2 separate regions of the Homo sapiens genome follow, and region 2 is linked to region 1. The links are chromatin contacts, found by Hi-C or POLR2A ChIA-PET in ENCODE. All regions are on one chromosome and are shown on one strand. The core of a region is the stretch at or near the end of the contact, and the rest is flanking DNA. Distances in the headings are between cores, read along the strand shown.

Region 1 (3,706 bases), core at 605-3,104:
ATGTCCCACGCTAAAGGAAGTCTAGCTCCATTAAAAAGTAAACCGTAATGGACCTCCTATTGAGTTTGGAGGAATTGCTGTGGGCTGATTGCACTGATTAAATCATTCATCCTCCATCCAGCATGAACACTTTGCATGCTCCCTGTGGGCCTGTGATTTGGATCTATATATTGGAATGCCCCTACAGAATTCAATGTCTTTAGATCCCAATCTCTTCTCTATTCCTCAACACATGGGGAGCTCCTTGGAATCCCACAATGATTCCTGGTTACAGAGACCCAGACATACTGGGCATGATTGGACCATTCCCTGCCTGAGGCCATGCTGGAGCCAGAGACTGTGTGACAGAGATGCGCTTGTAGTTTAAATATGAGAAGACAGGGTTTAGGGCTGATATTAGGGCCTTAACTACAAAAATCCAAGTGAAATCTGAGAACCCTGATTGTTGTGTTCCAACCTAAGACCCTTTGGTTGTTCCCAAATACCAAATAATTTGGGGGAAATACTGACATACTGACAGCCTCTGAACATTAGAGGTGGTCAGAAACCATGTCTCTTCTCCCAATCCTCCTTACCAGGTGTTGTGTGGAAAGCAAGTCTCAGACTGAACTCATACAGACATTTATTAGCTCTATGTATGAACCAGCTGATGCAGAATCCTTCATAAAACGTGATCTCTTAAGCTTCTATGCTGCTGCATCCTTTTAGGCTCCCTGGGAAGCACATTAAGTATAGAAGAATTCACCCCTGGCAATTGCAACCATTATGGGAAGGTGGGAACATCTGGTCTGTCAGTCCGATCAAGTGAAGGATGAAACAGATTTCCACATCCTGAGCACCACTCCAAAGTGGGGAGACTACTGGGTTTGCTGGATGCTTTTACTCCATTCATACACGGGTGGAGGCAACTTTGCCAGTCTTGCAACCAATCACATATAATTATGCCACTTATTTCATCAAAATAAATTATCCAACAGTCCTTACACTGATCAATGGACCTGTTACTGCTGATTCTGATGGTAATATTTAAAGGCTTGCCTTAGTTGTTTCTGGAAAACTGATTCCAAATTAAGGTCTAAATTAAGGTAGTTAGGATTCCTCATTAGTGTCCTCCACATGGTAAATAAAAGCCCTGGGAGTTTAGATCAATGTTGACATAAACACACACACACACACACACCACACACACACATCACACACACATCACATACACACACATATCACACACACACACACACACCATTCTAAAAACTTAAGAATTTTTAAAGTAAATTACTGACAATACTTTAGCTTACTTTGTTTTTTTATCTTACTTGACTCTGTTGTCTATTGACAACAAAGCCCAGTGTTGTATTCTTAACCACTACTGATCATCAAACATGAATGTTATCATTCTTAGAAAATCAGATGTACAAATAACCCCACACTTTCTGCATGTGTAACATCAGGCAGGTCATTTAACCTTTTTAGGCCCTAATTTCGAAATCTGCAAAGTGAAGTTAATAATGAGAGTTATCTACTTCCAAGAGTGGTTGCCCAAACCCCATGAGATAAGATAAGTCAAGGCACTGTGGAAGCCATATAAGCAACAGGCGTGAGGAAGGCGTCATTAGTTGTCTGCTTCTTGAAGGGAGAACATTCAGGAGGGAAAGGCTGCAGGCTTCCTCATCTGGAAAAACTCCCTGCTGCCTAAAGGAGCACAGAGCATCCTCAAAATCCACACACCCAAACCAACCCCAAAGGCACTTGTTATTCATAAGTGAAAGGTCCTGGGTGTGGGTGGATGAAAGTTGAAAGCTTTCCCAAGTCAAATGAGAATGTTTGCTTCCATTGCCTCACACTGTGGTATGAATAAGAACATTTCCTGGCAGGGTAATGCTTTCCTGTCTTCTCCAAGCCATGAGTTCTTCTGTCACTGACAAATTACTTACAACTTCTGAACTGTGAGCTCTTTTATCACTCCAGACAAAATTCAAAAATTCAGGAGCCCACTGAAGCAGATAGAATGCTTTGGATTGTAAGTAACAGGGAGATTCTAGAAAAGTTGACTTAGTTGCAAAAGGGATTGTCTTGGACCCAGAAGGCCCAGGTGGGCTGACTCAAAAGCTTGACAAAGGCCTGACCACTTCCTCCTCTGCCATCCACAGGGCAGGGCTAAGAGACTCCCAGCAGGCACCTGTACCTGATGGAGTATTATTGGCCAATAAAGTTGTTGAGAAAGACTACATAACAACATGGGAAAATGCTTGAGATGCTAAGAGAAAGACACAGAGGATAAAAAGGTACATAAATACAATTAGACTTGTCCTTAAAGAGAAAAAAGCAAAATTCTGCTTCAAAAAAATTGGAAGAAAATGGACCAAAATATTAACAAGAGCTGTATTTAGGTTTTCTCTGTGCTTTTTCCCTACTTTTCAGTATATTTTAAGTTTTCTTTAAGGACTTTCAAGGTGAAAAGATGTTTATTTTAAAATTTAAAATGAAATAAAGAGATGTTCAGGTCTCCCTGGGAAATTCCTGGTGAATGAACACTGCTTTGCTGTGGGTCATAGAGTTTTGTGACTCTGTCACCCTGATTGAAAACTGAGTAACTCTCGTTTCCATTTTTGGGATACTTCCACTATAATTAACCTGAGAGAGTAGATTCTGCTAGTGGCTAATTAAATTTTTGCCTAATAATGATAGAAAGCTCATTATCTCATTCTATCAGGATACTATTTATCCCAGCATTTCTGTACTTTTAATGACATATTTTGGAATAGATCAAACTTACAAAAAAGTTAACAGAATAATATTTTTTAAAAATCCCATTTCTCCTATGATGGCTTAAATTTTACCATCATTTTCACCATCACACTTTCTTCTATCCATCTATAATCATAAATCACTCATCTGTTTTGGAACCATTTGTGAGCATGCTGCAGATACCCCTAGATACTGCAGTGTGTTTTCCCCAAAGACACTCTCCTACATAAACACTGCACAACTCCTCTAATTGAGAAACCCACACCAATACGTTTGCATCCAACCCACAGACACCATCCCCATTGTGCCAGCTTTCCCAGCACCATCTCTACTTCCTTTCTGGCATATAATTCAATCCAGGTTTGCACGCCATATGCAGTTGTCCTGTCTTTTCAGTCTCCTTCAGTCTGGAGCAGTTCCTTGCCCCTTCTCTGTCTCTCATGTCCTTGGTAGTTTTAGAGAAACTGAGGCATGGTATGTCCTCACAACAGACTCAGGCCAGGTCTCCATGATGGAAACCATGCAGTGCTCAGTGCACATGATGCGGGCACTTCCCACTCCTGCAGAGGGTCGCCTTCATCACCTCAGAGCCTGCCAGTCCTCTCCTCAGCAAAGTCAGCATTTCTCCTTTGCAATTGATGATTATGTTGTGGATGATGTACTGAGACTACAACTCTACCCTTTTCTCGTCAACTCCCACTTACTAGCCACAACACCTAGTAATGACTTCTCCCTGAATCACCACCCTTTTGGTGATTTCCAAGTGATAATTTTGTAATTCCATCATTCCTTTTGCATGCATTAGTCAGCATTCTACTTAAGGGAGAGGCTTCTCTTTTTTCCATTTACTCATTCATTTATATCAGGGTGGACTCATGGGGGCCTATTTCCTTCAATGGGCTATAGTCTACTACTATGATAATTTATCTTGATGCCCAAAATGCCCAAGATAAGACCAGTA
Region 2 (3,706 bases), core at 874-3,373, 44 kb before region 1:
TATTTTTTATATATAAAATATGTTTATTATATATTTGTTATATATATAATTCTATAGTCTAAAGGCTTCAACATTTTTTCAGTTCAAATTAGGTATAGAAACTTTCCTTTATTTAGCATATTTTTTATCCTTTCCAGTTTATGATTATATCAATTATTTTCTCAACATACATTGAGAACAATATCAGAGTGTCAGAATTTTTGCTCCAATATCACACATAATTTGGAAAACTCAAGAGGAGGAGGAAATTCTATTGTATTCACCATATTTTTACTCTCCCCATTCACCTTTTTTTTAATGTTTCAAGATTTCTTATTTTTATCATATCCTTTATATTGAAAGAATGTCCGTTACCCATACTTTTAGGGTAGGAGTATTGGTAAAAATTTTGCTTAGTTTTTACTTCATCTGAGAATGATGATTTCTGAAATTCATCTGAGAATGATTGATTTTCCTTTCATCCCCATAAAATATTTTCATTGGATACTGAATGCTTATTGGTAGGGTTTCTTTTCCCAGTACTTTAAAGAAAATTTAAGCCACTTACTTCTGGTCTCCATGGTTTCTGATGAGATATTATCTTTCATTTAAGTGACTTTTCCTCTATAGGTTAAGGTGTCATTCTCTCACACTGCTTTCAAGAATTTTTCTTTGTTTAGGTTCCAGAAATTTGACTACAATGTGTCTTGGTATGGATTTTTTAGATTTGTTCTATTTGGATTTGCACAATAATTTCCACTCTTTCATTTTTAATAAACAATTAAAGAGCATTTTCTGACTTGTGGGGGTATCTTCTCTTCTGCAGTGAACTTTATGTCTCAATTATGAAGTAAACCATATTGGGAATTTGGAAATTCAAAATTTTAAAGCAAATGCAAGTCTCAGAAAAGGGCTATGCTTGTGAGGGAAGATATAAGGCTGAACAAGTGGTCACCATGAAGAGATTTGGGTGAGTTTTGCCATGAGCGCCTGTGGAACATGCAGCGGAGAGAAGAGCAGAGCCCTGTTAGGTGGCTCTCCATACCTTCCTCACATTAGTAGCCATGATGCCACTAAAGAGCCCATTACAGGGTGAAGGTTCAAACAATGTTGAATGAATAAAAGTGAAAATGAGTGGTGAAGAATATTCAGTCTTCAGAAAACTTTCCTGACTTTTGGGATTTTCCAAAGAAAATTAATTTCTTCTGGCTTTGCTTTGTCTTATGTTCTCCCATTTATTTTAGAAAGCACCATGTTTCTTCAAAAAAGTTGAGAACTCCTAACATACAAAAAGAAGTGTTAGCTCACTGCCCTAAAAAGTTGGGATGAGGCCAGAGGACACAGATAATTAGTTATCTAGGGACTGGTGGTTTGGGCTGAGAGGCCATAAAAGGAAGGAAAAAAAGCCAAGTTTGGTATTAATATAAAGAGACTATGACGAAAAGGAAGTGGGAAGCAAGCAATTTAGAGATTGAATAATTGGATTTGGGAAACAAAATTTTGCTCGATGAAAAGTAGGCAAATTGCTCAAGTCTCTTTGTACGTTAATGCAGCTCAAGAATGGTTGACATGGGTGTCACATTAGTTTCTGAAATGAAATATAAAATAAAAATTGAAGCCAAACTACAAGTATATTAAAATAAACTTTTAAGACATTTTTATCAGAGTGATATATGGTTAAAGTATCATTATATAAATAAAAAATATTGTCATATAAAAATCCTGCTTAAACAAATATATCATGTTTCCCAGTAATAACCACACTTCAACATTTTTAGCTATTTCTTAGGGTAGTTACATTTACAACTCTAAGTAGTATGCTTACATTTTTGGTTCATTCAATATTTAGATATTATTTAACTTCTGATAATTGAGAAGCTAGCTCTCTCAAACTACATTTCATCTCCCTTTATCTATCTTGAAGTATAGTCATAACACTACTTTAAGTTAGACAGAGGGCACTTACATTACCCTGCTCTTATGCGACTGTGGTTTACCACAATTTCCTCTTCTTTTGAGTCTGGTTTTCTAGAGGTTTTTTTTTTGTTAATTTGACTTCTTATCAAGCAATGTCTTCCTCTTTAATAGTCTTTATTTTACCTCCAAACTTCATTGTTTCAGGTCCTTCCTGGAATCCTTCCTGGTCTTGGCTGGCTGTTCTCCAGGACTGCTCAACAGCTTCTAAAAGCTCACACATTGCTCTATTTGGTGGATTTGATCTAGTATTTCATTTTAGATAAGTGCAACCTTAAGTAACTTCTGAGGAAAGACTGAATAAGAAGTAAACATTTTGAGTTCTTGCATGCCTGAAATGTCTTCACTCTGTAATCATACTTATTTAATATCTGCTGTGGATATTAGAATTCTACACTCCAAATTATTCTTCCACAGAATTTTGAAGGCATTGCTTTATTGCCTTCCTCATGCAGGCTAATGACATTCTTAGTTATGTTCTGTTAAAGGTGATCTGTTTTTCTCTTGGAGTTTTCAAATTTTTTTTTTTTTTTGAGACGGAGTCTTGCTGTGTGGCCCAGGCTGGAGTGCAGTGGCACGATCTCGGCTCACTGCAATCTCCGCTTCCCAGGTTCATGCCATTCTCCTGCCTCAGCCTCCCAAGTAGCTGGGACTACAGGTGCCCGCCACCACGCCTGGCTAATTTTTTTGTATTTTTAGTAGAGATGGGGTTTCACCGTGTTAGCCAGGATGGTCTGGATCTCCTCATGATCCGCCCGCCTCGGCCTCTCCAAGTGCTGGGATTACAGGCGTGAGCCACCGCACCTGGCCTTAGTTTTTATTTTGCAGTTGTGTCCTGAAATTCCATAATTATGTACCTTGGACTGTTTTTGTTTTTTTAAATTTAATTGTGGTAGACTTTTCAAGGATATGTTCAATCTTGAGATGCATGTACTTCCATTTAGAGAAATTTTTTTGGTAATTTCTTCCCCTTAATCTTTTCCTTTTCACTTCATCTAGAATTTCTGTTTTTTAATGGTTTGACCACCAGATTTATCTTCTAGGTCTTTTGTCTTCTTTATTTGCTGTCTTTTTTCTCTCTTCTAGGAGAATTCCTTCACCTGTAGCTATAAACTGAATATTTGTGCCTGTCCTCAAATTCTGAAATATGTTGAAGCCTGTTATGGCTTGAATGTATCCCTCAAAAGGTATGCATTGGAAACTTAATCCCCAACACAACAATATTAAGTGGTAAGATCTTTAAGAGGTGATCAGACCACAGTTGCTGCCCTTCAGCCAAGACCTGCCTGGAGGGAGATGACATAAGCACATATTATTCCAGCCTTCCTTATTTTTTTTTCTGTGACTCTCTGAACAAAAGCTAGTCTCTCATTTTTTCTAGAATGCAGGGCAAGTAAAATCATTCATTCAGGCAATACGTTGATTAAATATCAACCCTATGTTGGGCATTGTGCTTGGACTGAGAACATCCATCTGGTCTGGAAGGCAGACTATAAAATCATCATTGTGCAACAGAGTAAGAGCCAGACTGGAGTTTTGGTGTTGGTTGGGGGTTCAGTGGATGAACAAAGCAAGTGGGGGATCCCAGGCAGGCATATAATAAAAAATGGGTCCATGGGGATATGAGACAGAGGTTGCTCTTGGGGACTGCAAGTGACTTACAAAGGCTGGCATCATACAGCAGGAAATGAGGCCAGACATTGGGTCTGGGCCTGGCCAGGGAGGCCCTCAGCCTGAAAGGAGGAGGATGGGC

What was found. A loop is a pair of places that touch in the nucleus more often than their neighbours do. ChIA-PET counts read pairs that join two places held with the same protein, here RNA polymerase II (POLR2A).
Region 2: a map of A673 shows a loop between it and region 1 (2.7-fold over the local background). The contact joins two enhancer-like sites. A Hi-C loop is called at or near these places in 5 of 168 maps with a recorded cell type or tissue (A673, GM18951, heart right ventricle and 2 more). POLR2A ChIA-PET finds 5 or more read pairs at or near these places in 2 of 52 experiments (BJ and PC-9).

What each region holds. Positions count from the first base shown.
Region 1 is chr9:88,789,724-88,793,429 of GRCh38, reverse strand. No RefSeq gene overlaps it. Among named protein-coding and RNA genes, the nearest start is that of MIR4289, 46 kb to the right of the region's middle. Within about 2 kb of position 1,854, at least 4 of the 41 ENCODE cell types and tissues checked have a DNase peak (open chromatin) inside an H3K27ac peak, as active enhancers do; they include A673, where a contact is called at or near this core.
Region 2 is chr9:88,833,639-88,837,344 of GRCh38, reverse strand. No RefSeq gene overlaps it. Among named protein-coding and RNA genes, the nearest start is that of MIR4289, 90 kb to the right of the region's middle. Within about 2 kb of position 2,123, at least 2 of the 41 ENCODE cell types and tissues checked have a DNase peak (open chromatin) inside an H3K27ac peak, as active enhancers do; they include A673, where a contact is called at or near this core.